Regions from separate parts of the Homo sapiens genome. Here region 1 is linked to region 2. The links are chromatin loops, found by intact Hi-C in ENCODE. Cell type or tissue: endothelial cell of umbilical vein. All regions are shown on one strand. Each heading gives the region's core, and the rest is flanking DNA. Links, peaks and the distances in the headings are about the cores only. Region 1 has its middle 190 kb from the start of ETV1. Region 2 overlaps ETV1 (ETS variant transcription factor 1).

The links. Hi-C counts contacts between places; a loop is a spot of excess contacts. Peaks named below come from ENCODE experiments on the same cell type or tissue, not always from the same donor. Only the 100,000 strongest peaks of a DNase experiment are listed, where the experiment ranks them.
Region 1: a loop joins it to region 2, with 9 times the contacts of the local background. A loop is called at or near these places in 2 of 110 quality-filtered maps.

What each region holds. Positions count from the first base shown.
Region 1 is chr7:13,789,885-13,805,508 of GRCh38, reverse strand. No RefSeq gene overlaps it. Among named protein-coding and RNA genes, the nearest start is that of ETV1, 190 kb to the left of the region's middle. In endothelial cell of umbilical vein, for the core only: no CTCF peak of the experiment used is centred there; a DNase peak (open chromatin) is centred at 4,248; H3K27ac peaks cover 729 bases.
Region 2 is chr7:13,913,879-13,929,502 of GRCh38, reverse strand. All of the region lies in intron 9 of ETV1 (ETS variant transcription factor 1), which reads left to right. Among named protein-coding and RNA genes, the nearest start is that of ETV1, 68 kb to the left of the region's middle. In endothelial cell of umbilical vein, for the core only: no CTCF peak of the experiment used is centred there; a DNase peak (open chromatin) is centred at 9,202; H3K27ac peaks cover 2,289 bases.

The DNA.
Region 1 (15,624 bases), core at 4,190-12,189, 120 kb after region 2:
CCTGTTAGTTGTTGCAGTTAATTCGTGGTGTGGATGGTCTTTACAATTTGGTATATTTTTGCAGTGGCTGGTACTGGTTTTTTCCTTTCCATATTTAGTGCTTCCTTCAGGAGCTCTTGTAAGGCAGGCCTGGTGGTGACAAATCTCTCAGCATTTGTTTGTCTGTAAAGGATTTTATTTCTCCTTCGCTTATGAAACTTAGTTTCGCTAGATATGAAATTCTGGGTTGAAAATTCTTTTCTTTAAGAATGTTGAATATTGGCCCTCACTCTCTTCTGGCTTGTAGGGTTTCTCCCAAGAGATCTGCTGCTAGTCTGGTGGACTTCCCTTTGTCGGTAACCGGACGTTTCTCTCTGGCTGCCCTTAACATTTTTTCCTTCATTTCAACCTTGCTGAATCTGACGATTATGTCTTGGGGTTGCTCTTCTCGGGGAGTATCTTTGTGGTGTGCTCTGTATTTCCTGAATTTGAATGTTGGCCTGTCTTGCTAGGTTGGGAAAGTTCTTCTGGATAATATCCTGAAGAGTGTTTTCCAACTTGGTTCCATTCTCCCCATCACTTTCAGGTACACCAATCAAATGTAGGTTTGGTCTTTTCACATAGTCCCATATTTCTTAGAGACTTTGTTTGTTCCTTTTCATTCTTTTTTCTCTAATCTTGTCTTCATGCTTTATTTTATTAAGTTGATCTTCAATCTCTGATATCCTTTCTTCTGCTTGATCGATTCAGTTATTGATACCCGTGTATGATTCACAAAGTTCTCATGCTGTGTTTTTCAGCTCTGTCAGGTCATTTATATTCTTCTCTAAACTGGTCGTTCTAGTTAGCCATTCCTCTAATTTTTTTTCAAGGTTCTTAGCTTCCTTGCATTCAGTTAGAACATGTCCTTTTCCTTGGAGGAATTTATTATTACCCACCATCTGAAGCCTACTTCTGTCAATTTGTCAAACTCATTCTCCGTCCAGTTTTGTTCCCTTGCTGGTGAAGAGTTGTAATCCTTTGGAGGAGAAGAGGTGTTCTGGTTTTTGGAATTTTCAGCCTTTTTGCACTGGTTTTTCCTCATCTTTGTGGATTTATCTGCCTTTGGTCATTGATGTTGGTGACCTTCGGATGGGGTTTTTGTGTGGATGTCCTTTTTGTTGATGTTGATGCTATTCCTTTCCATTTGTTAGTTTTCCTTCTAACAGTCAGGACCCTCTGCCGCAGGTCTGCTGGAGTTTGCTGGAGGTCCACTCCAGACCCCGTTTGCCTGGGTATCAACAGCGGAGCCTGCAGAACAGCAAAGATTGCTGCCTGCTCATTCCTCTGGAAGTTTCTTCCCAAAGGGGCACTCACCACATGCCAGCCAGAGCTCTCCTCTATGAGGTGTCTGTCGACCCCTGCTTGGAGGTGTGTCCCAGTCAGGAGACACGGGGGTCAGAGACCCACTTGAGGAGGCAGTCTGTCTCTTAGCAGAGCTGGAGTGCTGTGCTGGGATCTCTGCTGTTCTCTTCAGAGTGGGCAGGCAGGAATATTTGAGTCTGCTGAAGCTGCACCCACAGCCGCCCCTTCCCCCAGGTCCTCTGTCCCAGGGAGATGGGAGTTTTATCTATAAGCTCGTGACTGGGGCTGCTGCCTTCTTTTAGAGATGCCCTGCCCAGAGAGGAAAAATCTAGAGAGGCAGTCTGGCTACAGCAGCTTTGCTGAGCTGTGGTGGGCTCCACCCAGCTCGAACTTCCAGGAGGCTTTTTTTTACACTCTGAGGGGACAACGGCCTACTCGAGCCTCAGTAATGGCAGACGCCCCTCCCGCCATCAGTCTCAAGCATTCTAGGTTGACTTCAGATCGCTGTGCCGGCACGAGAATTTCAAGCCAATGGATCCTAGCTTGCTGGGCTCTCTGGGGGTGGGATCTGCTGACTTAGACCACTTGGTTCCTTGGCCTCAGCCCCCTTTCCAGGGGAGTGAACGGTTCTGTCTCACTGGCATTCCAGGTGCCACTGGGGTACAAATAAAAAAAACACCTGCAGCTAGGTCTGTGTCTGCCCAAACAGCCGCCCAGTTTTGTTCTTGAAACCCAGGGCCCTGGTGGTGTAGGCGTCTGTGGGTTGCAAAGACCATGGGAAAAGCGTAGTATCTGGCCTGGAATGCCCCGTTCCTCACGACACAGTCCCTCAGGGCTTTCCTTGGCTAGGGGAGGGAGTTCCCCAACCTCTTGTACTTCCCAGGTGAGGCAACGCCCTACCCTGCCTCTGCTCACTCTCCATGGGCTGCATCCACTGCCTAACCAGTCCCAATGAGATGAGACAGATACCTCAGTTGGAAATGCAGAAATTACCTGCCTTCTGCATTGATCTCTCCGGAAGCTGCAGACAAGAGCTCTTTCTATTCGTCCATCTTGCCGGCCACACCTGTATAAAGGGTTTAATGTAGACTGAAGGTGTCCTCATTGTTTCCAACTAGTCATCTATTCCAACTACTGTGATTGTGTTCTTTTGGGAGTAAAGTGTCTTTTGGGTTGGGGCAAAATTAGCTTTTGGCAAGGAAGGTGGTGTTTTTATTGTCAATGCAATAATGGAAAAGGACAGTTAGAAAAGTTATCCCTCTGTCTCATGGCTGTCACTGTAGCTGATACTGATTTAAAACCTAAAATAGGTGCAGCACTGACCTGCTTCAGAATGATGCCTGTAGTGGCAGATGGTGGGATTCTGTTTAAACCAGATTGTTCATGCCCAATCTCATGCCCTTGTGCATTTCAGCTGCTATTTTTCATTTATTATAAAAATGCCATTATCTTGACCAGTAATGCAGTTTCTCAGATAGTTTGAAATCCTTAAATCCTTATTTTGTGGAGAGTCTGTGCTGGAACACCACCGGCTGTGCCTTGTGTGCATCACATTAGGCTAATGTAGGGTGGAAATAGCAAATCGACTTTGATAACGGATTTTCAAGTGTGCTCTTTGTGGATGAAATGCTGTTTCACTTATTATGATTTTTTCAGGCAGTAATTTATTTGTAAATGTCTTGACTGTACTTTAATGCCACTCTGTCTCTGGGGGTGAGTCTCTGTTACAACCAGTTATAGAGATAACAAGGTTAGGAATACATCCTCACGTGGTATTTGTCTAGGGCCTGAAACTTTTTTTGTTGTGACAGCCTGACAGGAACAAATGATTTGAAAAAATTTAGCAGCAGAAGGGTAGGGAGGCTACAAATTAGCATATAGTTGCCCACAGGCATTATATATGTAGGGTTTTATTTTTTTAATAAGGAAGTCAGAAGATGGCATCTGAACATTAAGAAACCATTTTAATATCTTTTCTGCTAATACTGTTGTGAACTGGTGATGGTGGGTGATAGTGGGTGAGAAAGCCAGAAACTGTTTCTTTCCAAAAGGTAAAAAATGTGAGTCAAGTATGTTAGATACTGTTATTATAGGGGTTCTTACTGACTTCTCAGATGGAATGAAAGTTCATGTCCATATGTCAATTGTTAGAGGGGTTTATGTTCTAGCCCAGAGTTCAGTATGCTTTCTCTGTAGAAGATCATAAACATTTCAACTTTCTTGGCCATATGATCTCTTATAATGACTCATCTCTGCTACTGTAGTGCAAAAGCAGCCATATACAATGCACAAGTTGAAGAACATGACTGTGTTCCAATAAAACTTTATTTATAAAAACAGGCAGTTGGCCACATTTGGTCCATAAGGCCATAGTTTGCCAACTCTTGTTCTAGGTTAAGTGAAGAAGGGTGTTTGAAACGCTTACACAATGCACTTGCTACTCTTTAAAATAGCTGTGAAGATTCCTTACCCCATATAATCTAAGTTATTCTGTCCTAGGCCCCTTCTCCACAGCTTTGTTAAAATTACAAATTTCATACACTTATCACTATCAACCTCCACTTCTGTGCATTACAAGTGATTTGAATTTAAAACATTTCTTGAAGGACATCAGAAAAATCTTTTAGTGCTGACAAATTCAAGTAAAGTCCTTTGGAGAGAAAGTTAGTTATTATTATCTTAGACAAAGGTTTGGGATGGAGGTTGATTGTATTTTCAAATAATAATCTTCAAGGGCTAAAGGTTTTGTTTTCCAAGCAGGTGGACTTACTTTGCTCTTTCTTTGTTTTTTTCTTTTTTCTTTTTTTTTTTTTAAGTTTCTCTCTCCCCTCCCCTCTCCCTTTGCCGCTTGACTGTATCATACTGTGTTACTGGTTGAGGAGGTGCTGCGTCACCTTCTGTATTGTTGCTTGATCTTTGATTTCCTGTGAAGCACAATGAATCTTACATTAGACTCTTCTGAGTCAGGTGGTGCACCATCTGTTCCCAGGCCTGGAAAACATGAGTAACACAGAGCAACAGAAAGCAACAGCTACCCCAGTTTTTAGCAGAATATTCATATTTACATAGCAAGAGAGAGGGAGACAATTCTGATTTTAGGCAGGGTAGAAGTTTATTTTTCTCACACTCATCGAATACATTTGACATAAAACCTTTATAAAAATTATTTTACACATTAGTACACTCATAGGATGGGATAGGTTTGAACCTACTTGCCTTTGTTGTTCTGGGGTGATGTTAGATTTAAGTGGTTGGGAATGGTTGTGTAATTGTACATAAGAGCTGCATTGCATGAGGCTACCCAGAATACACGAGAGCAGCTGGCAAACCTAGGTATTGAAGCTGATAGCAGGTAGCCTATAACAAATTGAAAGAATGAAGGCCAACCAGATCTGGCTGCCAACCTGTGATAGCATTTAAAAGGTTGAACTAAACTTCTGTTAAGAACATGAGAAGCCCATTACCGCACAGCTTTAAATCCCCGAGCTAAATAATTAACTATAGATGAAACTCTTTTAACTATACATTGCCCTGGTAGTACTTTATTCAAATTAAAAGCAAATCACTTTCATAATACACTCATCAGTTTAAACGCATGGTATACGCTAACATTATTAAAACATATGTCTGTCATGAATTAAAGCATTAAAGGCCCACCTCATTAGGGTCACACAGGTCCTCAATATGCCATAATGACTTCCCTAAATATATTATGTTGATTACAGAAAAAAAATAGCATACTTTTAGAAAGTATTTAAAATAATTCATTGATCATCCTGCACTGCTTTAGTTCTTACTAGATATTTTTAAGAACTGGCATTCAGTAGGAATCTAAAACACTGCCAAGAAATTGTAAAAAACTGAGGAACCTATAAAAATAAATGACACAGAAAGCTACTTAGGTTAACTCTATAAACTGCTGGCTGTCCCCTTCCGAAGTCTGTGGAATCACCAGGGAGTGGAAAGTTCTGTTTTATTCAATTGCTGAAGGCGCCTCCTTTCAGTATCAACCCTGGCACATCTGGTATCATACTTGAAGGCAAAACTTAACAATTTCAGTTCGTATTTGAAAGAGTATCAAGCAATGGTGGTTTATTCAATTTCAGGAGATTATGAGAGGGTAGACACTGTTGAGGACATAGAAGAATAGGTGTCTAGTCATCAGAGACAGTTTTGTAGATTTTCTTGGCTTCAGGAAGAGATATTTTGAGACAAAAATTGGACTATTTGGAGCAGCAAGAGGTAAAGAAAATGTGATGTCATGTTAGAGAAAAAGGGAAAGGATGAGTTAATGGAGCACTGCCACTTTAAAAAAATATTATTTTAGTATGATTGATCATAGCCTTACCATATTTTTCTACTTTGCCTTTTCATAACTAGAATTAATACAGATGCAGTCCAAGCTCAGCAAAAAACATTTCTGATAATGGGAATAGCTCTACTTCTGGAACCCCAAATGTAATCTTGACACGTTTATAATCACCTTTAAGAAATACAGAACAACAACCCAGTGTTGCTATAAACAGCATGCTATTTATTTTCAGAACTGAAAGTTTAGTGTGGAGCATGTTAAAATCCATTCTGCCTGTGTTGAAGGTATTTTTAGACTTCCAAAATTCATGTTGAAATTTTATGTGATTAAAAATATCTAAGCACTTTCATTTCCATCTTTTCACTAATATGTGGTCCTTCCGAGGGACTTATGAACTGAAGGCCTTTGACTTCTCTCTATGCAGTCTTTATGTCAAAAATATACGTGGTTCTTGGACCATAGGGTTTTTCACAACATTAAAAGAAAAATAGGTTTTCCAACCTTTGATCTCCACCCTGGTCTACACAGCTGTGTTTTTCATGGATCCAAGATCCACATTGCCAATTGGAGCAGCTTGTCAGGCACTTCCAACCCATTCCAGGAGAACACATTGCAGATTTTGCTTCCTGATTCCACTCATGTTTCCATTTGCTTGATATTAGTGGAATTCGAGGACTCCAAAATGTACACAAAACTCACAAATGTTGTGCATAAAGATTCAAAAATGAAGAACTGAAGCAATTTTCGAGCAAGTCAAACAGCAAAATAACTGTGACCTCAGGATTCATATCTCAGTACATCCTAAGATGATTTTTGACTTCTTGTGGGTCTCAACTGGTTTTTTGAATTTCTTTGCATCTGTTTTAGTGTTGAGATGAAGAATTCACTGTCCTGTCCTAGTAAGTACCACAGTGCGTATATTTGCCTAACTGGTACCTGACAAGTACACACTGCTTCCTCGTCTATCTTCTTAGCGATGGGTTTGCTTTGAGTACAATTGCTTTACATTGTTGAATCATGCTAGATTTGGTAGTTATAGCCAGAATTTTTCTTCCTTTGTAAAAATCATCTATAATTCCTTTATGCATACTTCCCTAAACTTATTACAAATAAATTTAATTTGGACAATTTCACAGTTGGAATTATTGGACTAGCTCTACACAGCAGTTAGAGCGAACCTCTGTGCTCCTCAGTCAGTAGCTCCAGGCTGCCTGTTGGTGCCTCTATCTCTTCTTACTAGTAACCTCATCTTTTCTTCATTTCTTTTTGGTCCAGTTTGAATTCTATGGTCCACGCTTTGAGTAACTCTCCTCCAGTGACATAAGCTCTCTTGCCTTTTCATTATATTCAGGCAAATAATCAACTGACCTCTTTATCTGTGCCAGTTCCTGGGTAGCAGAGCATAGCTAAAGAAAATAATACAAGATAATAGACTGATATGGTATGGTTATACCTCCTTATACCTTCCATGATTTCCATTCACTACCATATTCCATCAGTTTAACATGGTAATTATCTCTTGCATCCATTTATATTCATGTGTGCAATCACTATTCTAGTTAAAACCACCATTATTTCTTTTTCTATTCCTATAATTGTCAGCAGATGATATTCCAAGACCTACTCTTAACCCACTCTGATTCTTTTTCTCTAATACTCTTTTAAAAATTCATGTATGTTTAAGTGCCTCCCCTACTGTTAACGCTTGAAAGCTGCCCAATCCGCTTAGGATTAAAACCAAAATTTTTGACTTGGCCTCTATGATTCTGCACAATCTACCACTTCTCGGGCTGTCTGTACTGCACTGGCTGGCATCATCTTCTCATGATCTTTGGTGACCAGAGACCTCTTTGCTACCTTGAATGTTCTTACTCCTTTTCTTTTCCAAGGTAAATGCTATAAAACCTTCAGATCTTAACTCGGATAGCATTACAAAAAAATTGCTTCCTCCTGTCAACCCCACTCTATCTGGTGGCCCTCACCCAGTGACTAAATGACCAGGATTACAAAAAGGACATATCCTGGCCTCAATGTGGCATAATTCAGTGGTATAATTCATGTTCTCCAGAGCTCCCCATGGGGTGAAGTTCAAGTCAGTTTCCAGCTGAGACCACATTCTTGCTTAGCTTTCTTCCCTGCTTATCCTGATTTCCTGAGAACACTTCCTCAATTACTTACTCACACAAGAATCCTGATTTCAGGCTCTGTTTCTAGAGACCTCAACGTAAGGCAGCACTCTACATTTTTCCTTATTACACTATTCAGTCCTTTATATGTATATTTGTGTCTTTGATTTTTGTGTTGGCCTCTATATTGTAAGCTCATAAGGGAAGGAATTATGTGTGTTTTGCCCTTCTTATATATACAGTACCTCACAGAGTGCCATGCACATGGTGTTCAATATATAATATTCAACGAATCTAAGTATCATTATCCTGCCCCAGTGAGGGACAGGGTTTAACTGTAGGTTTCTGAGCAATTTCTGGCCATGATGAGTATTTGTAGGCACAGGGATTCCCACTCCAGGAAGAAAGTAAAATGAGAGGTCATGTGTTTATTCTTTGGTCTTTTTGACCTTTGAATCCTGTCTACCATGAGTTTAACATGGACATACCAAATCATGATTTTATCTTATTTTGGCTGACTAATTCTTGCATAGCTATATCAATATACATGTCCAATCCCTCGATATTAGCTAAACTCAAGACCTTTGCCCATTCTTATTGTCAATCCATCATCCAAACCGGTTCATTGATCAAACTGTGACATATTCTCCATGTCTGGAAGTATATGGAAATTTTTAAAGTTCCATGATTCAGAAAATAGAGACAACAGGTCAACAGAAATATGTTTATTTCTACAGAAAATTTAGCTTGCCTAGATCATTTCTGTAATTTTTTAAATCCTAAATTTTCCATTTTTGTTAGTGCTACTCTTTCAAAGTACCTATAAGCATATCTTTTATTAAGTATTTTATTAAAATACTAAATAATTTCAATCCAAGATTATTCTCTCTGTATTTCTGATTATAATATTTTCTGAGATTTTATATTTAGCATTAAAAAATTGGGGTTCTACTTAAATTACATTCCTCAAATATAATTATATTTAATTTTCTATGTGTTTCTCTGTATGTAAAGGGGAGAATGCTAAAGTTAGACCTTAGTTAATATGAGCAAATTGCTTTCAGTAAAGACGTTTTCTGAAGTAATAAATAAACAACTGCGAGGGGATGTTATGTATTTTTTTTCTTTTTAGTAAATTTTAGTAAATTAGATTTCCTGTGCCACCATTTATAGTCCCCCTAGTAAAGTTCCTTTTAACCTAATTCACTAGAGTGAATTATTGGGCATTGATTGAGTGAATAGTTATCAGGAGTCACAATCTGGCAGGTGGTGAGAAAAATTTTTATGAGAAAATGTTTGTAAAAATTATATGAGAAATATCTTCTCTTAAGTATGTCTCCAAGGTTGGTTATGAGTTTCATTATGCCATTGAAAAGAGAACCAAAGTTTCCATAGAACCACAGAATTCAGCAATCAAGTGAAGCTAGTTTTAGATTGTGAAGCACATGCATTAAACTCAGCCAATGCTTCATTTCACTGAAGTCACTTTTAGAAGCAATTGTTGCATGATTTTGGAAGGAAAATTTCATGGTTGGTCATTGAAAAGAGAAGAGAACAAACTGACTGATCTGTTTTTTAGAGGTTCCTCATTGCAGTTATCCTTATGTTATGAATACCCCTGCATGGTAATTCATCTTTACTTCTGCCCTTTTTCACGTTATGATCAATTAGCAGGCAATGGTAGAGCTGCTGATTAATTTCAGAAAAAAAGGTTTTAATAATTCTTGGATTCTAATTACTGAAAGGTAGTTAGGACTGGCATAAATTTCCACCTCCCTGGCATCATTTGGAAATACTTTTGCAAAATTAAATATATATCATTAGAAAGAAAAAGTAGAATAGAGGTCTTAAAGAAAAATAATATTTTAATAAAGTACTTTACATTTAAAATATAATTTTCAAAAATTTAAATATATTAAAATTTACTTTTAAAATATATTAATTTTAAATAATTTTTATAATTTTATAAGTATATTTATACTTAAAATATAATAAGTACCAACATAAAAGCTCCATTTGTCTTAGCTTCAAATTCAAACAATTCTTACATAAAATGTGATGGAGAGCTCATTAAGTTAACTAAAATCATAAAAGTATCCTCAGTAATTGGGTGATGGCTTTAACAGGTATTTGTCTCATACAAAATCAGAAATAAGACAACTGATTTCAATTTTGGCAGGAAAATATGGTAAATATTTAATTCTAAAATTTATATCTAAAAATGACCTACAGAAAGTTTCAAACAAGTTTTCATTAACAGATGATGGGGAAGGAAAGGGGAGTTCTATTGTGGAAAAGGAACAAAACATGTTTAATACACATCTTGCTGCTTGCATTTTTACATCTTGGACTTTAGGAAAGCCTTTTCTTTTTTCTTCTCTTTCTTCTCTCTCTCTTTCTTTCCTTCTCTTTTTTCTTTCTTTCTCTTTCTTTCTTTTTTTTTTGAGATGGAGTTTCGCTCTTGTCCAGGCTGGAGTGCAATGGCACCATCTCGGCTCACTGCAACCTCCACCTCCTGGGTTCAAGTGATTCTCCTGCCTCAGCCTCCTGAGTAGCTGGGATTACAGGCGCCTGCCACCACACCCAGCTAATTTTTTTTTTTTTTTTTTTTTTTTTTTAGTAGCGACAGGGTTTTCGCCATGTTGGCCAGGATGGTCTCTGTCTCTTGACCTCGTGATCCGCCCACATCGGCCTCCCAAAGTGCTGGGATTACAGGCCTGAGCCACTGTGCCCAGCCCACATTCATTTTCTATGTGGCACGGTTCTTTTTGAAATTCTTCTCTGATTCTATATGCACTGACATAAGCATTCTCTATTAAAGTTTCCCACCTTCTGTGCCATGCTTCTATGCTGTTTTGGGTATATGGAAGTAAATTCCAAACACACTAGTATACTGACCACAAAATTGGTGGAAACGATACTAGTGATCCAACAGCAACAGTGCTGTGTGACTTCTGATGCTACCATGCACGTAATTTTCAAACCAGTCAGCAACTGCACTGGCTTCTTCAGGCAAATGAAGCTTTAATTCATTAAAAGCTCCCAGAATGTCATCAGCTGGAAGGAATGCCAATTTAGGCAAATGATGCATTTTAAAGCTAAAGTTTTTGTTGTTGCTGTATTACATGGCCAATCTACTTATCTACAGTTTTCACCAAATGGATTGCGTTGAAAGGAAAAAAACAAACTTTATTGGTAATACTTTGAAATTCATTTTTAAAAGCCTTGATTGCACTTAATTCCAAATCTGTTGTTACAGTTTGGGGATTCAGTTGAAATCCATTTTCTTCTGTAAAGTTCACCAAATCTTCAAATAAGTGTTTATATAGTGCTTCACTTTTTTCAGTCATTAATACATAAAGGAGATAAGTTCTAGAATTTTTGAAACCAACAGGGGTATGAATTGTATATAGCTGATGAAAACAGTAGGGACAATTTTGAAAGTGTCATCCATTAGCCAAAGTGAAACATTTGCTAGTTTTTCTGCATTAGACTTAGTGGTAAATATAAGAAGTGTATTTTCTTTGATAGTCAAATCTCCAATCAAGAATACTTCACCATTTAATGTGTTTTATAACACTGGAGAAAGCTCAATATCAGCAAGTGTCTTTGGTTCGGAAAATTGCTGAGTTCGTCAAATCGTTTTTCTTCTCCAAAGGGGCATTTTTGAGGGCAAGCATGACACTATGCGTGTTGGGGCAGAAGCTGAATATGATTGATTTGTCAGGGGAAGATTTCTTGTACATTTCTCCTCACTTTTAACTTCTGTGATCTTCAAAAAACTAGCTGCACTTGTATTTGGAGGGTGGTTCTGGCTTACCAATTTTGTAAGTATATGCTGTTCCTATGTGATGGTTAATAGTGAGTGTCAACTTGATTGGATTGAAGGATACAAAATATTGATCCTGGGTGTGTCTGTGAGGGCATTGCCAAAAGAGATTCACATTTGAGTCAGTGGGCTGGGGAAGGCAGATCCACCTTTAATCTGGTGGGCACAATCTAATCAGCTGCCAGCGAATATAAAGCAGGCAGAGAAATGTGAAAAGGAGAGACTGGCCTAGCCTCCCAGCCTACATCTTTCTCCTGTGCTGAATGCTTCCTGCCTTTGAACATCAGGCTCCAAGTTCTTCAGTTTTGGGAGTCAGACTGGCTCTCCTTGCTCCTCAGCCTGCAGACAGCCTACTGTGGGACCTTGTGATCGTGTAAGTTAATACTTAATAAACTCCCCTTTATATATATAGTTTTGTCCCTCTAGAGAACCCAGACTAACACACCCTATGAAAGTCTGGTTATTGCTTGGCTGTCACAAGTAAGCAATTTTCTGCCTTCCCAGCACCAATAATAATTATCTTTTAAACTTTTGTCTTTCACTGTTAAATAGCCTTGTACACTTATCATAGCCTTTTTGCAAGGGAACAATTTTCACAAATCTCTCCATTGTGTTGTAAGAAATACAATCAGGAATGATATTCATCTTCCCCAATACCAAATCTGTATTAGATAGGGTTCCCCAGAGAGACAAAACCAATAGGACATACACACATAAATATATGGGATAAGACTTATTAGGGGAATTGGTTCACACAATTATGGTAGCTACAATATGTTAAGCCCATGACAAGCCATCTTCAAGCTGGAGACTCTGGGGATGCCAGGAGTGTGGCTCAGGCCTAAAGTCTTGGAATCCGGGGCAGCTACTGGTGTAAGTTTTGGAGGCCGAAGCCTCGTGAGCTTGGAGTTCTGATGTCCAAGGCAGCAGAAAAAAAGTCTGTCCTGGCTCTCAGAGAGGGTCAAACTCACCTTTTGTGTTTGTTCTTTCCAGGACCCGGTGGACTGGATGATACCATCCCTCTAACATTGAGGACAGATCTTCCTCACACATTCCACTCAGACTCACACACTAATACCTGGAAACACTCTCACAGACACACCCAAAATAATGCTTTATCAGATTTTGAGGTATCCTTTAACCCAGTCCAATTGACACCTAAAATTAAGTCCACAAAGCCACCCCTTTTCAATTTAGCACCCATACCCATCTCCTCAAACCATGCTTAACTTCCTAATACAGACTATAATAAGGCAATAGTTCCACCTAATATGATGCCACTATACTGTGATTGTGATTTTCAGGATTTCAGACTTTAGAAATTTTAGACTTTAGGGATTTTAATTTTTTAGAACTTCAAGATCTGGGATTATGGCATTCAGGATTGTGTCTTTTGTGATTACGATTCACACTGGAAAACATAGAAAACACTTACCAGAGAGCATCTTAATAGACATGATAACCTACAGATCCCATTTGGCCGGTTTCCAAATTAACAACATGGAGATGGTCTTGTGATTAGTAGCTGACATCCTGTTCCTGAGTAAAAAATCTTATTGTGAGTCCCTCAAACTGTTATACTGACGAATACGTAACCTATTGACACGGAATAAGACACTGGCTTTTTTCTGAATCATAAAGTTTTGCTGATTATCTTGCACGTGAAACATTTTAGCCTGTGTGTTGTCATCTGTAGCCAATGACTGTCACCTCTGTATTGTGCCCTCCAATAAAAAAGGACAACTTTGGTATGAGGAGTCCCCCTTCCTTTTCCTATACTTTCTTATAAAAATATTTCAACTTGTAACAGATTTTGGAACATGCCTAATTTTGTTGGTGTGTCTTCCTGGTTCAATCTTCACATTTAGCTAAACTTTTATCAATTTTTTTCTGCCTCAACAGCCTTCATTTTGGTCCACAGAAACTTTGTCTTGCTTCTCTTCTTTCTGAGTATTTCTTGGACTCCTGCATTTCCCCATGGTGTATCATTTTATTGTAATTGAAACACAGTGATTGGCTTTTGGTGTTTGCAGGTACAATCTTTGGGGGAGGAAATTCCAAAAAATAAAAATTCCAAAACCCTGTGATACTGTCAAATATATTGGGTAAGTGGTGAACAGATTATTCTTGATTTATACACTATTTGGTGCGGACTTTTTGTGATATTGCAAGAGATGATTGAAAATAACAAAAAATAATCAGTTAGCAATTCAACTTACTCTTGGTTATAAGTATGTTTTTACATTGATCTGTTAAATCAATTGTTAGGGCTTTCAGTATTCAATTGATAAACAGGTACGTACTGGTCACTGTGCTTGTGCTATGTGATTAGAGAGATACAAAAGAAATAAAGAAAACATGGGGTGCCTGATCACTGGTAACTTGAAATTCCTGCCAGGAGACAAAACTAGCATAGGTAAGACAGTAACAGAACAATAATTTGCCAAAGGGAAAATATATATTCTGATTTAGTTAGAAAAGGCTTTAAGCCAGAGCGAAATTCAAGTCAGTACTTCTGAGTAAATTTTATTTCTGTAGGCAGGCAGGAAAGAGGGAAACCTTCTATGTCTGGGAGAGCAGAAGTATGTAGTGATAAAGAACTGTGTGTAAGGACAGTTTAAGCAGTAGGACAAACAGGCAGTCATCCTGGGAACCTTTGCCTAAGTGGAGTTGAAACAACACTCAGGAGGAAAAACACCATTGAAATACAAAAAGATGGAGAAAGCTGATTTTTTCTAGACTTTCTTTCGGAGAGAATGAATACTCTATGTTCCTAGAAGAGTATTTTAATAAGAACTGGAGTTGCTATGAATGATCCTTAAACTTAGTTCTTCAGAGGATAGATTTGGTAGGTGTCAGGGCTTGTTTGTGGGAGTGGGATTGTAAGTTTGAGATGGAGCTAAGTTGCTTGGGACAATAGAAAAGAGTCTTTTTCCGCTCTTCTCTTAAAGTGCACCTGGTTTCTGCTCTGGATAAAAGTCACAGTCTACTATTTTATGAGGTTATTAAATTTCTAGCATGATTGGGGCAACCACAGTTTGTCATTGTGCATGCTTTGATCTTGATGCTATTCTGGATGAATGTGGAAGGCCACTATTGCAAAGACCGAGACTATTAAGGGAGAAGGAATGTATGATACAGAAGAACTTAAAAGCCGGGCAAAATGAGTTGTTGGTATTTGTCATATTAAGCAATGATGATAGGCACTTGGACGGAGAGCAGAGTAGTAGTTTGAAAAAGAACTTGGGCAGAGGGGATGCCAAGACAGAGAATAGCTATAAGGAGACGGGTTTTAAATTATGTCATTTATTTAGGTGTAAGATGATAAATATTTTGACAACAATAACGACTGTTAGAATGAAATGGAAGAGATAAATACAAAACATTGTTCAACTGATAAGTAGTAGGGCCTAGAAAGAGTGCATACAAATAGAGTGAAGTATTGAAGATGATTTTTTTTTTTCAAGTTTGGTTAAGAAGAGTCACATAAATATTTGGAAAAAGAGGCAATTTGGTGAAGTTACTGCTACACTTTGAATATATGGAATTTTAGGTTGAAAAAGGAATATTTATGCTTTTTTTTCTAATGTCTGCTAATTTGTTACAATCCTTACATAATTTAGCAATTGTACAATTTAAGAAAAGAATGATACCTCACAAGTGAAAAGTAGTTGTAGATAAATTCTAGGATAAATTGAATATGAAGTAATAGTGTTGTACAATTGTCTTGAAATTTAGCTTAGTGTAGTTGTTTTTAAATTTCTATCTTGAAAAATGATAAACTTTAAATGATTATAGAAAGAGTTAAAATCATGACAACTATTCACCATTTGATGATTGTTCTGTTTATGTCCCTATTTTTTAAACTGGTAAGGAAACCACAGTAAATAAAAATAAGATGTAAATAAAGATGATTAAATTATATCTAATTTATTTTATATAAATATATATTATGCTTAATTATTACTATAAATACAGCTACAAATTACTTGTAACCTGGTACATTTGTATCTGTGTGATGAATCCTCAAAACA
Region 2 (15,624 bases), core at 4,294-12,293:
TGGGTACTAGCTCTCTCCATACCACATACTCTTCCAGGCTCATTTTAGAGATTTCCTCAGCTACTAAACTTGACATGGCTGAGAGGTTGTTATGGTATACAGTTGCAAAGATGAGAAGACACCTTATTTATCAGTTTGCTTGGCCGATTTATAATTTAAGAAATTTTAACAGATTGTATAAGAGTCTTTATTTGAATTTTTGCCCCAGGGACTGTAATTTGGGGAGTATCTTGAAATTCCCATTGTGGTTTCAGTTTAGAACCTTTTGTATCGTCCACTGGTGTCTCTAATTAAGAACCCTGCAATACAGTGGGCTCTATTATAAATAGTACACATTTATCTCTGTAAATTTCAAATCCTGTTAATTGATATTATCCTTATTCCCCAAACCACATTTTAATTTGTTGTAGTTTTTAAAATTCATTATGATTTCAAGAAACTTTATGTGGAAATCATATAAATTATCTCAAATAATCATTCCAAAGAACATGTATAGCATAGCACTTAAAATATTTCTTTTTGTGCTCTAGAAATGAATTTTTTTTGAGACGGAGTCTCGCTCTGTCGCCCAGGCTTGAGTGCAGTGGTGTATTCTCAGCTCACTGCAACCTCCGACCCCCGGGTCCAAGCAATTCTCCTGCCTCAGCCTCCCGAGTAACTGGGATTACAGGCACCCACCACCACACCCGGCTGATTTTTGTAGTTTTAGTAGAGACGGGGTTTCACCATGGTGGCCAGGCTGGTCTCAAACTCCTGACCTCTGGTGATCGGGCCACCTTGGCCTCCCAAAGTGCTGGGATTACTGGTGTGAGCCACCATGCCCTGCCTAGAAATGTTTTTATATGTATAATACCAAAAAGAGCCACACTGAAACTCTTCTCTTTTTTTTTGAGATGGAGTCTCGCTCTGTTGCCAGGCTGGAGTGCAGTGGCACGATCTCGGCTCACCGCAACCTCCGTCTGCCAGGTTCAAGCGATTCTCCTCCCTCAGCCTCCGGAGTAGCTGGGATTACAGGCATGCGCCACCATGCCCGGCTAATTTTGTATTTTTAGTAGAGACAGGATTTCTCCATGTTGGTCAGGCTGGTCTCAATCTCTTGACCTCGTGATCTGCCTGCCTCGGCCTGCCAAAGTGCTGGGATTACAAGCGTGAGCCACCACGCCCAGCCTGAAACTGTTTTCTTGATTCTGTGATTGCTCCATGTATATCTTCTCCTCATATTTATATTGTATATACAGTTATATGTAGTGTGGTATTGAGAATGTATAACTTTTCTTAAGAAGATGTGAACCTAATGGAAAAGAGATTTTAAAATTCTAATAAGGGCGAAATACAGCATCTTGTGCTGTAAGAATTACATTCATACATAATATGGACTTCAGAGCCAGTCACTATTTGACCCTCAAAAGCACAGATTGAGTCATATATAATCTTCAAAACATAGTCCAGCATCGTTTGTCGAAGGTATGTATGGCATCTCTTTTGTAAGTTAAGTATGCCATGTCTTGCAGATTACTTGTAAAATTCTTACCTAAAAAGCTGTTAATTTTATATTGCATTCTCCCTTTTAAATTATATTTAAAATTACCAAAGTTGTATACCACCTTTGAGTTCTAATTTCAATATTGCCAATAGGATACAGTTGTGTTTTGCTTGAATAGTTAAATGGTAAAATTGTATCTTTCTGACAGGATTTAAAATAAATATAGTAACCCCATAACCAGGGCCTATGAAAACTTAATCTGTGGGTGTCAAAATGTATTTTACTTGCCATGAAATTGCTGCAGTTAAGTTGACACATATGTATATGTCATACATGGCAATCAACAAATATGATTCGTAGATATTTTGTTTGGTTGTCATTAATTTTTTCATCCTTGCTGAAAGTACACTTAATAACCTTTGAGGAAATCTAATGCATTTATCACTGAATCAGTGATTTCTTTTTTCACCTATTGGTGTTGAACAAATAGCACATTAGGAAGCACATAGATTTATATGTGGTTTAAAAACAATGTAAAAAGCATTTTGTTTATTTGTATTTGTATTTTGAGATGTAGTTTCATCCTGTCGCCCAGGCTGGAGTGCAGTGGTGTGATTTCGGCTCACTGCAACCTCCAGCTCCCAGGTTCAAGCAGTTCTCCTGCCTCAGCCTCCCGAGTAGTTGGGACTACAGGCGTGTGCCACCATGTCCAGCTGATTTTTCTATATTTTTAATTAGAGACAGGGGTTCATCATGTTGGCTAGGCTGGTCTCAAACGCCTGACCTCAAGTGATCCGCCAGCCTCAGCCTCCCAAAGTGCTGGGATTACAGGCATGAGCCACTGCACCCTGCCGTAAAAAGCATTTTCTAAGTCAGTTAACTCAGCATCTATGATCCAAAGGCTATTCTTACGGAAGACCTTTAGAACTCTTTATTGCTTAATTCTATACACCATAAATGTTGTGAAAATAAAAGAAGCCTCGTAAGGGAAAAGGTAGCTTATGATTGTGCTCTAATAAAGCCTGACATTAATTATGACATGGGAAATGGAAGGTCTATTAGTTATAATTATAATTACAGGAATGCAATTTCAACTGCCTAATATTTAAGATAAAAAATGCAAAATAGTATGTTAGTAGAGTATAAATTTTTATTCAGGAGAAAAGAAAAAGACTTCAATCAGAAGACAGTGAGGAAACAAGAAATAGATATTTAGGGCTAGCTTAATGAACCAGTACAGTATGATCATGATTGTATCATGATACTAGGTTCTAAAAGATCCAATCCAATCCATCTATTATTGTCCCTTTCCTTCTCTTCTCTAGCCTATTATGCTGCATAAAGCAGTACACATTTTTTGTTGTTGTTGGTTGGTTGTTTTTGTCTAAATCCAACATGATATTTTTTTTCATGCCCTTATGGTCAAATGCCCACATAAGAAGTGTTAAATACACATTGAGTGCTTCATCTGGAGTGCGTCATGGAGATTCCCGTAGAAAGTATCCTATTTTCTTAGAGTCAAGACTGTTTTCTCATTTTCATGACCACATATGAGGTTTTGCAAATTCAGAATGTCCAGTGACGCAAATATTTTAGATGTTTATAGCAATATATTTTATTAGAGCTGAAAGTGTTAGGTGGTTGGTTGATATTTTGCTTTTTTTGTTTCATTTTATTTTACTTTTTGATATCTTACAGTAGATTTTTTTAGGGAGTAGTGAGCACATGAAACTAAACTTTGACTTTAGAGAATATCAGCACACAATGTTCACATGGTAATTTCACTCTCAGGAATTTATTCTAAGAAATAGTGAAAGATGCATAGTGAATGTTTGAGAGAGACAGAAAGCAAAATATTAAAAATATATAATAGGTGAACGGTAAAGTAAGTTATGGGTACTTGTAAAAGAAATATTATGCAGCCATTAGAAGTCAGATTTTTGAAAAATATTTAATGAAATGAGACTACTGAGTTTTTAAAAGTATGCAAGGCATAACTCATGCAAATTAAGAGCCAGTACAGAAATACCTTGGCTATATATAGGTGGTGATATTATAGGTGATATTTTGTATCTGTGAAGTATTAATATTTTATATTTTAACAATGCTTATGTGCTGCTTTCCTAATCAAACAGAATGAGTATTTAAAAAAAAAAATCAGTCGGGCCAGGCGCGGTGGCTCATGCCTGTAATCCCAGCACTTTGGGAGGGCGAGGTGGGCGGATCACGAGGTCAGGAGATCAAGACCACGGTGAAACCCCGTCTCTACTAAAAAAAATACAAAAAATTAGCCGGGCGCAGTGGCGGGTCCCTGTAGTCCCAGCTACTCTGGAGGCTGAGGCAGGAGAATGGTGTGAACCAGGGAGGTGTAGCTTGCAGTGAGCTGAGATCGCGCCACCGCACTCCAGCCTGGGCAGCAGAGCGAGACTCTGTCTCAAAAAAAAAAAAAAAATCAATTAATGTATAGTTGAAGAAGAGAAGTGTCCAAACTCATCACGTCAGTCCTATAAGTGAAAACAAGTAAATGATGTTATAGTCTCACACGTTGTAAGCGTAAATGACTTTCTATTGGTTTGTGTCTAGTACTGCCTTAGAGGAGGGAGGGAAAATGATGCCTTACTTAGTGGGATTCATGTTCACCTTGCACAGTGCTTGCAATGCTACCATTAGGGTTTTATTCCTTTGCACATTGCAGTGTATTAAAAATCTTAACTCAGTAGTTGGTTGGAGGAGTAATGTACATTAATAAGGTGTTTTTAGCCCTGAAGACCTATTCTGTTATCCTAATAGGTTTAAACAATGCTTCTCGGCCATGTGGTGGAGCAACTTAATCAGAGTAGGGAATGAAGAGAGGGAAAGAAGAACTTTCAAAGGCAAGAGGAAGATAGCTAAAATAAGAAAATAAAGGACAATGCTGCATACTTTGAGCTTAGAGAGAGCAGGAAATAAAAGCAGAGGGTAGAGGTGAGAACTCAACATCATATGTTTGCCGAAGAAACGGTTTTTGCATTTTTAAATTGTGTTTCTTAAGGCCACTCCTGCTGCTACTCATGAGGCCTTTTTTCAATTTGGAGGCACGTAACTCTTTGACAGCAAATGTTGTTCGTGCTATTTTAAACTGGGAAGTTGACACAAATAAATGTTTCATAGAATTCTAAATCCTGTTATCATGAAAGCTCTTGAAGTTCACCTACTTCAAACTTCTCCACACCCAAATTTTACAGATAAATATCTGAGGTTCATCCAAATGAAGTAATTTACCATCAGTTACAGATATATTGTGAAGCAGCCAAAACTAAAATTAGGATTTTCTAATTCTTAGTTTAGTGAAGAGTTCATGATTTGTCTTTCTACATAATTGTTCAGATTAAAGGGAAATACTGAGTGTTTTTGTATGGTTTTCGAAGGATCTTCATGATCCAGGGCATCTGCTTGAAGATACGAGGTGTGCTTTCACTAATTTGGGAGGAGCACATTTCACATTAAATAGTGCCCACATTTTACTCTAAATGTTAGGTGTTCACCGCAGTGAGGTAGCAAAATAGAGCAATTCAACGATATAAATTATGAAGATGCATTCTGCTTTCTTTTAAAAAATATACCACGAGCATTCTTAAGAACTGAGATTATCAAAGAAGTGATCTTTTATAATAGCTCTTTTGAAAAAGACTGAAAAATAATGAGAAGAAAAAGTGGCTAATTAATGGCCCTTCCAAGCTCTAAGTCCTTGATTGCATGAACATAGAGTTTGAGTCTTCTCATTGGACCTCGCTCTTTCTTTCTTAATGCCCTTGATGGCTCAGTGGCTTACACTTCACCTTCAGCTGTGCTTTTCAGACCATTGTCAGCTGAATCCATTTTTCACAAGTAAGCTTATGAGGGACTACAGGATCTCAAATCGATGTAAAGAAAGCTGTTGTTGAGGAATAGGGTGCTTTTTCCATTCTTCATTTTATTTTATTTTATTTTTTTAATTTTTTTTTTGAGACAGAGTTTCACTCTTGTTGCCCCGGCTGGAGTACAATGGCACGATCTCAGCTCACCACAACCTCCGCCTCCCTGATTCAAATGATTCTCCTGCCTCAGCCTCCTGAGTAGCTGGGATCACAGGCGTGCGCCACCACCATGCCCGGCTAATTTTGTATTTTTAGTAGAGACGGAGTTTCTCCGTGTTGGTCATGCTGGTCTCAAACTTCCGACCTTAGGTGATCCGCCCGCCTCAGCCTCCCAGAATGCTGGGATAACAGGTGTGAGCCACTGTGGCTGGCCCATTCTTCATTTAAAATCCATCCATTATTCACCCCAACAACCCCTCCCAGGCTCCTCATATACTTCCTTATTACCCTATTAGGGCTTTGATAAAAGCCAGTAGAAAAGCCTGTAAATTTAGAGAACGGTTATCTGTCCTTAGCACATCGAAAAATTATGTGTAGGCAGAAAAATGATGAAATAAATACTGAAAAAATATTTACCTTATGTTAAATACGTTAAAACTGGAATATGTTTAACTTTCATCTGTCAGAGCTGACAAATCTATCTGCTATTCACATAGGCCCAAGCTGGCACTTTAATCAAGAAATTTAAATACTCTTGGGTTTCTGAAATGGCAAGAGAGGAATGTTTTTATATTGTAAATGTTATTCTATGTTTTGCTGTGTTGGTGGATACTCATCCTAATCAAATAGTAGGAAAAGTAGTGAAGTAATTCCTAATGCTGCCTGTAGTAGTAAGCATTGCTTGGGCTTCCCCTTGCAGAGTTTATAATATGGTTTGAAAGTGAAACTTGTAGGATTAAATAATTGGGTAATGGAGCAAGAACAACATGGTTATTTTCTGCATCCATATAAAAATATAAATGTGTAGTGTTTTATAGGTTTGGAGATGACATGTCAGAGCCTCAATCAACTGACTAAACTTGCACAAAACTTAAGAAAAAAATAACAACATTCAGAGGGCTAAAATATCCCAGTCATTTATTTCTAAACTATTACTATTGCATTTATTACTACTACTCATCTAGCAATATCTCAGAAATTGTGTCATCAGGATATTTTACCTTAAAAAACAATTTATTGCTATTTACTTACAAGATGAGATACGTGTTCTAGGGAAACTAACCTCATACATATTTTCCAATACACTTTTCTTTCATCCTTTCTGAACAATTGGGGCACACATAAGCAACCAAAAATATTATCCAGGAAACAGAAAGTATGCAGTGATTACAAAAAGGAAAGCTGTTGAAAGACACTAATTAAAGTCAGATGGAACACAGGGAGTAGAAATAAAGGTAACTGATATTTATTTTGAATATTCAAGGCTTACCATAAACTAGCAGGCTTCATTATTTCCAAAATGGAAAGCCCATGATCAATAATTTCTCCCTCTTGAACATTCTATGTGTGTGTGTCTTGTTTTGTTTTGGCTGATGTGTTTTAAAGAGATAGGGTCTCGCTGTCTTGCCCAGGTAAGTTGCTAACTCTTGGCCTCAAGCAATTCTCCCTCCTCAGCCTCACTGTAGTTGGGATTACAGGTGCATGCCACCACTGTCTGAACATTCCAATGTCACTTACTATTCAGTGTTTTCACATTGAAGACATTATTTTATCTTAGTTATTTTTTAAAAATTGTATTATTGCTGGGATTCTAATTAGGCAGCTAAGGAGGAAAGGAAGTAGAATAGTATTTTTCTATTCATATTCCCTTTGAAAGTATGGAAGTGTCACCAAGTTGTTACGAATGTATGCCTTCTTCTCTTCTCAGCAACCACAACAGTCTATCTCAAGGCCCGCCTCCCTCTTATATAGTTATAGAAGGCCTAGAATTATAAAAACCACAATATCTAAAACTCTGAACACCTAAACAAATTATTTCAATATAGATAATGCATATACTTCTCAAATCAATCTATTATGAATTTTATATCCAGCCCCTAATAATTATAAATTTATAATTCATGTATTACATTGATCAGACTTTAAATATATTGAATAATGGAAGTTAGACAACATATTACAATTATTTTAAATATGAAATATTACATTTGAAGATATTCATTTTCAGTTTGTCATTTTTATTTACATATTTTTGAACCACCTTAAAAAGTAATTCCTTAGAAAATATTGAATATTTTTAAAGCCCTGGAAAAAAAGTTAGCAATAAATTAATAATTCGGTATACGTTCACTCTTTGGTGATTTTCCTCTGTCCCATATTTTTTCTGAATGGTGGGTTCATCTCCCACCTGCCTATGTTAAGTATTTTAGTTTTGAGCTCTAACATACTGCCATAAATTTATTTATTCTGTATGACTGTATTAATCAGATATTAGAAATTGGAGGTTGAATATTTGTCATAATGCCATAATAAATAATCCTTCCCAGGTTTAAAACCAAAGACTGGGCAGTTTTTCTGTTTATCCTCTTCCTTTTCTGTAGGCATGGCAAGGATCTGTTGATCAGTGGTTTAGAGATATACACAGGGACTGTTTACTGCAACTTTTTTCTCACATGGCTTCAGGTCACTGAAAGAAAAAAGTGTTTTTTTCCCCTTCGGAGTCAAGGAACAAAGTACAAATGGCTGATAAAACCCATTCCATATTCAATACTATTCAGGATAGGATTGACTCTTCAAAAAATATTTCCATAATTGCTTATATATTGCTTCCTCTCCATAAAAACTCTGGATATTTTTAAATATTGCCATCTTTAGTAATTTCCAGGGCAGCAATGATTATGATTCCATGAACTTTGGCCTTTTGTGCTTGATATGTAACACTTCCAAAGGCTAAACCGTGGCCTTATTCCATTACAAAACATCACTTGCTTATGGCTACATTTTCTCCTGAAACATGGCAGCTCATTTTTTCCCTCCTAACTCTAAAACTATTGCTTAAAGAAATTCAAGTGTAGGATCACTTGGGAACTTTAAAGAATGAGCTATTGAACTTTCAGAAAATGTTAACATCTTATCTCTTTCTCAATATCCAAAGATAATTTTCTTTTACACATCCAGTGATTTGTGGACTAGTAGATCACTTAATCTCTGATTTTTAGGTGCTTCAATTGTGAAAAGTGACAGTGATGTCTTCCTAATTGATTTTGTTATTGCAATAGAGGTCATAGATTGGCCTCACAATTTGACTTTGCCTTTTATTGCTTAGCATGTCTCATATGAGTTTTCCTCATTTCTTTTGGAGTTAAAATTGCAAATCTCCCAAATCAGTACTCTGGCCCACTATATCAGTTTTTCTAAGAAATACTTAAATATGCTCTAAATCTACAGTTACAGTAAGTGGCATTGGCTCTAGTGATTTGATTTGAGAGTTGAGACTACAGTCTGGATTTACTCTTTATGCATTAACACAGGCCAAATGGACAGGGACTGCATTTTAAGGCAGTAATGGAAGGCTGAAGGCTGTCTTAAACCAATCATACCAGTTTTACCCATGACTGATTGATCCCTAGGGGCAGAGCCCTGTAAGCATTTCTCTTACATGAATGGACGCTATAGAGCCTGGAGTTTCATTCATAAAATGGAGACTGAAAGGAAACACACACACACACACACACACACACACTCACTCACTCTCTCTGGAATGTCCATTTATACAGAGCTGAAGGGTGTAGTGTTCCATCAGCTGCTGCTTATGCCAGTTGACTGGAAGTAATGATTAATGCTCATTGGTCCTGCTTGCAAGTAACCTGACACTATTTATGGCCTTGCAGTGTTCCTAATGTATAGTGAATGAGAAGACAACATTCTCAAATCAGAAACATAAACAGGAACTGGTGGGTCTGAATTCCATTCAAATATGTCATTTCAGCCCCACAGTGTTTGTCTAACTTGGATTTTACAGGCAGGAAAGGGGGAAGGGATGGATAATCTGCTTGTGAGTTGTACTAGCTTGGAAAAAGGCAATTAGAAGGGGGTGGAGTGTGCTTTTATAGGGTGGGACTTTTAGTTTCTTTTTTAATAAAACAACCAGGATATTTAGGCCCAGAACTGCTTATTTCAAGTGGGTAAAGTGAACATACAACTGTTTTTATAAGTGGAACTGAGATTTGAAATTAAATGAGACAGTTTAAAGATACATGTTTGGATCTCTCTTCTCTCTCTCTCTCTCTCTCTGTGTGTGTGTCTTTGTGTGTTTTTGTCTGTTTCATGAATATGAACAAAAGAAGGGAACATATAACATTTTTTAAAGTGTTTACATAACTAAGTATCTGTTTTTAGGTTTCGAATATAGTTTTAGAATTTTTACACTTAAATGATTTCTATACTTAAATGAGTTAACTAATAGGTTTGAGGAAAAGAGACATTTTATTTCATAAAACATTTTCAACTAGGATATGAACAACTTGAAAAAATTTTCAAGGAATTTTTATCAGATTAAATAGATGGTTATTGTTCTTATTTTGTGTGTGTGTGTGTGTGTGTGTGTGTGTGTGTGTGTATGGTTTCTATTTAGTTGTTTCTAACAATCTGGAAAATTTTACAGGAGAGTAATTCAAAGATAAATATGAAAAGTATCAAAAAAAAAAAACCAAAAGAACAACAAGCATGTGTTATTGTGATTCATTTAACTATTCTCTTTAAAAGTATTTTTCAACTCTCTGTTCTGGTAATTTTTTTTTTTAGTATGTGGGTCTGTACATTTCACTGCTCCATCTGTTTTTCTTAGTATTAAAAAATAAAACCACTCACTTAACATGACACTGGAAATATTATAGTAAATCCTGGGCCTGACATCCATTTACGATTTGTGTCATATTGAGCATGTTTTGTAACCCCTTATGCCTCCAGTTTCTTCATTTATAAAAGGGCAAATAACTCTCATCTTTTAGTGTTTTTGTAACGGGTAAATATGGTTATGTTTATAAAGTCACTGATACCGTTTCTAGCACATAATAGGGGTGCAGGCAATAATAAAGGATTCCCATTGACATGATTTTATTTTGACTAGATACTTCTTCAAAGACTGCTAGTCCTTTATTAAGATGCCATTATTATTTCTAATAATTTAAAGTACAGTATTTGGGGCTAGAGGATAAGATAAAATAAGAGAGACAATACTCTTAAAACAATCATATTGTGCTAGTCCAGCAAGAGAAACAGTCTTGCTGAACTTCTTTTTTTTTTTTTTTATTATACTTTAAGTTTTAGGGTACATGTGCACATTGTGCAGGTTAGTTACATATGTATACATGTGCCATGCTGGTGCGCTGCACCCACTAACTCGTCATCTAGCATTAGGTATATCTCCCAATGCTATCCCTCCCCCGTCCCCCCACCCCACCACAGTCCCCAGAGTGTGATATTCCTCTTCCTGCGTCCATGTGATCTCATTGTTCAGTTCCCACCTATGAGTGAGAATATGCGGTGTTTGGTTTTTTGTTCTTGTTTACTGAGAATGATGATTTCCAATTTCATCCATGTCCCTACAAAGGACATGAACTCATCATTTTTTATGGCTGCATAGTATTCCATGATGTATATGTGCCACATTTTCTTAATCCAGTCTATCATTGTTGGACATTTGGGTTGGTTCCAAGTCTTTGCTATTGTGAATAATGCCGCAATAAACATACTTGTGCATGTGTCTTTATAGCAGCATGATTTATAGGAAACAACAGGTGCTGGAGAGGATGTGGAGAAATAGGAACACTTTTACACTGTTGGTGGGACTGTAAACTAGTTCAACCATTGTGGAAGTCAGTGTGGCAATTCCTCAGGGATCTAGAACTAGAAATACCATTTGACCCAGCCATCCCATTACTGGGTATATACCCAAATGAACTTCTTACTAGTATTATTCATATGCAAAGCAAATAGAAAAAGTTATCTGAATATTGTGGTGATCCAAGGAGAGATGAAAACAAGAGGACAAAGCTGTTCATGGTATGTTTTTTTTCAAATCATGTAGTTTCCAGCAAGAGAGAAATTTAAAATTGAAATTCCACATTAAAACCACTATCTCTTCAGAATTTTGTGTGGCCCATTTTGGCAGCTAATGGCATCCTGTATCATACTTTCTTTTTCTTTTTCTTTTTTTTCTGAGACAGAGTCTCACTCAGCCTCCCAGGCTGGAGTGCAGTGGCATGATCTCGGCTCACTGCAAGCTCCGCCTCCCGGGTTCACGCCATTTTCCTGCCTCAGCCTCCCGAGTAGCTGGGACTACTGGTGCCCGCCACCACGCCCGGCTAATTTTTTGTGTTTTCAGTAGAGACGGGGTTTCACCGTGTTAGCCAGGATGGTCTCGATCTCCTGACCTCATGATCCACCCACCTTGGCCTCCCAAAGTTCTGGGATTACAGGCGTGAGCCACCGCGCCCGGCCTCATATTTTCTTTTAAACCTCTGTTAATTGTCAGAGTATGGTAGTATGAAATAAATACTCAAAGTTGGTCAGGCGCGGTGGCTCACCCCTGTAACCCCAGTACTTTGGGAGGCCAAGACGGCAGATCACCTGAGGTCAGGAGTTCAAAACCAGCCTGACTTAAGATAGTGAAACCCTGTCTCTACTAAAAGTACAAAATTAGCAGGGCATGGTGGTGCATGCCTGTAATCCCAGCTACTAGGGAGGCTGAGGCGGGAGAATCACTTGAACCCGGGAGGCAGAGGTTGCAGTGAGCTGAGATCGCACCGTTACACTCCAGCCTGGGCAACAAGAGCGAAACTCCGTCTCAAAATAAATAAATAAATAAATAAATAAATAAATAAATAAATAAATACTCAAAGTTACAGTTGTGTCTATGTTTTCTATCACTTCAACTTTATTTTAAAATTTCAGCTTAGTAAGACTATCACAGGCTTGTAAAACTTGTAATAGTGCGAGCCTAGTAGATCATATAATCTAATGTTGTTTGGATCTGGTCATTATTTGTGTGGGGTATTGTCCAAAAGAAAACCCCAGGTGCTTACAAGAGAAGTTTATAATTGTGTAGATAAAATTCTATACTGTTATTTTTCGCCATGTAGCCTTAAACTTTCAAAAGCACGTAAATTCAGATAACTGCGATAACTGCATTATTTACTTATTCTACTTTTACTTTTTCTTTCTTTACTTTACTTTTACTTTTTTTTTTTTTTGGACAAGGTCTGGCTCTGTTGCCTAGGTTGGAGTGCAGTAGTATGATCTGGGCTCACTGCAACCTCTGCCTCCTGCGCTCAAACCATCCTCCCATCTTAGCCTCTTGAGTAGCTGGCACTACAGGTGTGTGCCACCACATCCAGCTAACTTTTCAAGTATTTTTGGTAGAGATGGGGTTTCACCATATTGCCCAGGCTGGTCTTGAACTCCTGGGCTCAATCAATCCTCCCACCTCGGCCTCCCAAAGTGCCAAGATTACATGCATGAGCTACTGTGCACAGCCTACTCTTTTTTTGAGATGGAGTCTCACTCTGTCACAGCTGGAGTGCAGTGGCGCGATCTCGGCTTACTGAAACCTCCGGCTCCTGGGTTCAAGCGATTCTCCTGCCTCAGCCTCCCGAGTAGCTGGGATGACAGGCACGCGCCACCATGCCCAGCTAAATTTTGTATTTTTAGTAGAGACAGGTTTTCACCATGTTGGCTAGGGTGGTCTCGAACCCCTGACCTCAGGCGATCCGCCCACCTTGGCCTCCCAAAGTGCTAGGATTACAGACGTGAGCCACCACGTCTGACCTCTACTTTTCTCTCTTTTTTTTAAGATTTTGCAAATGCTATTACAAGCATATTAAAACCATCTAAAAATTAACATATTTCTCCCCCATACTCAATCAATAGTAGATTCAGTACATCCGAGCTATTGTGAAGTAAGTATCTCTGCAGATTTTACATTATTTATATTCACAGTTTACTTAAAACCCTAAAGAGAAAGATCCCATCTAAGTGTGAGTGAGGTAATACTAAATTCATCACTCCCTTGTCAGGATTTCTCCAGCTTTGCTGCCTTCTTCACATGAGGTTCAGTAACTAAGATGTTACATTCATGTGAAGTTCAGTAACTAAGATGTTACATTCGCATCCAGTTCAGTAACTAAGATGTTACATTCACATCCAGTTCAGTAACTAAGATGTTACATTCACATCAAGTTTAGTAACTAAGATGTTATATTCACATTGAGCTTCCTAATGAACAGCAAATAGGTCTTATAAAACTTGACTTTTTTGCTATCATTCTCACATGAATTCAGATATATATGTCCTTATTTTGGAAGATAATTACTTTTAGACTTGTTCTGCAATAGAGTGGTCATATGGTAAAAGTAAAAAAAAAAAAATTATTTCCATTATCATTCATTCTAGGAAACTTTATGAAATAAGTTTTCTCAATTGAGTGCACTCAATTTGACATGTGACAATTGGAAAAGCAGGCTAAAAGTATGGCATATACGTGATGGCTTTGCATTTAAACACATCTGCATAAAACTCAGGTAATCTATGCATCCTTGTAAACCTTTGGATTTTAAACATAAACTATGAGCTTACCAGCAAATGAGAAGAAGTAAGCAAACAAAAAATCTAGTGAAGTACTAAGTTTAAAAGAGATAAAATGTTGGCAAGATCTGTCACTATGCTCATCTTTCTTGAATGAGATTGGTGATATTAATTCTTAATACAACTCAGTATTTTTTACATAATAGACAAATGTTTTTGAAAAACTAGTTGAAACTCCTAGGTATGCATTGATACACACATTTTTTACTGAGTATATGATAATTTCAGATATGTGTTTACATACACATTTTGGCTCTGGATATTTTATGCACCAAGTTTTAGAAATCATCAATATACAATAGACAAGTTTATGTGCACTTGATTTTGTCATATCAACTCCACAAGGAGTTAGTCAAGTGTATAATCAATCCAGCTTTGCACTATATACTTATAGGAAAGCAAAACCACATTAAAATACAACATCAAACATATTTATATTTTACTGAGATTTCTCATTTCCTCTAAGAGATTCAAATGCTTAATTAAGTTATACAGTCGTTATTGGTAGAAGAATTTAACCAAAAGCATCAAATGGAAAAGACTTGTTTTTCTCCCTTATTTAGAGGTTATAATATGTTATAATTCCAGATTTACACACTATTTGATAGCAGAGCAATTTCAGCCAGCTCTGTACAGATATTTCAGGCAACTGTGGCAAATCTTTTCTCTTTGCCGTGGCCTGATGTAGATCCTTGAAATTTTAAGCAAACTCTGCCCTAAAGGAGAGCCTCCATTCTGCTATAGAGGCAGCAAATATGCAAATCAGAGAGTGCCTAGCAATTTTAAATGTGCAAATTCAATACTGCACTTTGTGGTCAAACCTTTGGTAAAGCTTCCCAAATCAATATTATGTTTCCCAGCATAGCTTGAAAATGCAAATCAAGAGACAGAGAAGAAGGTAACTTTTTTTTTTTTTTTTTTTAGTTTCTTGTCTGCGTATTTTAATTTGAAGAGAACTTTACTGATGTTACTAAACGTGAAAACTAATCAAATTAGATAGTTTGGGGTGTTAGTTTATTATTCTTCTTAACTTCCGCTACATTGATTAGTGCATTAAAATGACAACAGGGCTTTGTTGCTTTGAATTTTTACAGCATATTAGATCAGCTTTCATCACCATGAACTCATCTGTAACAAATTATAGGCAGTTTAATTTCTGTAAGCTGATTTGGCCAGTACTAATATGTCATAGAGCATTTTGATCCACAAGTTTTGAAACAAATAAAATTCTTTGTCCTAAATTAAATTTACATAATTTAATTTTTAGATTTAATTTAAAACTTTTAAAACCAGAGCGCTTTAGGAGCTAACATGAGGGGGTAATACTGTAAAAAGAAGCTCAAAAGAGGTACCCCCGGCCGGGCGCGGTGACTCATGCCTGTAATCCCAGCACTTTGGGAGGCCGAGGCGGGTGGATTACTTGAGGTCAGGAGTTCGAGACCAGCCTGGTCAACATGGTGAAACCCCGTCTCTACTAAAAATACAAAAAATTAGCCAGGCATGCTGGCGGGAGCCTGTAGTCCCAGCTACTCAGGAGGCTGAGGCAGGAGAATGGCCTGAGCCGGGAGGCGGAGCTTGCAGTGAGCTGAGATCACGGCACTGCACTCCAGCCTGGGCGACAGAGCGAGACTCTGTCTCAAAAAAAAAAAAAAAAAAAAAAAA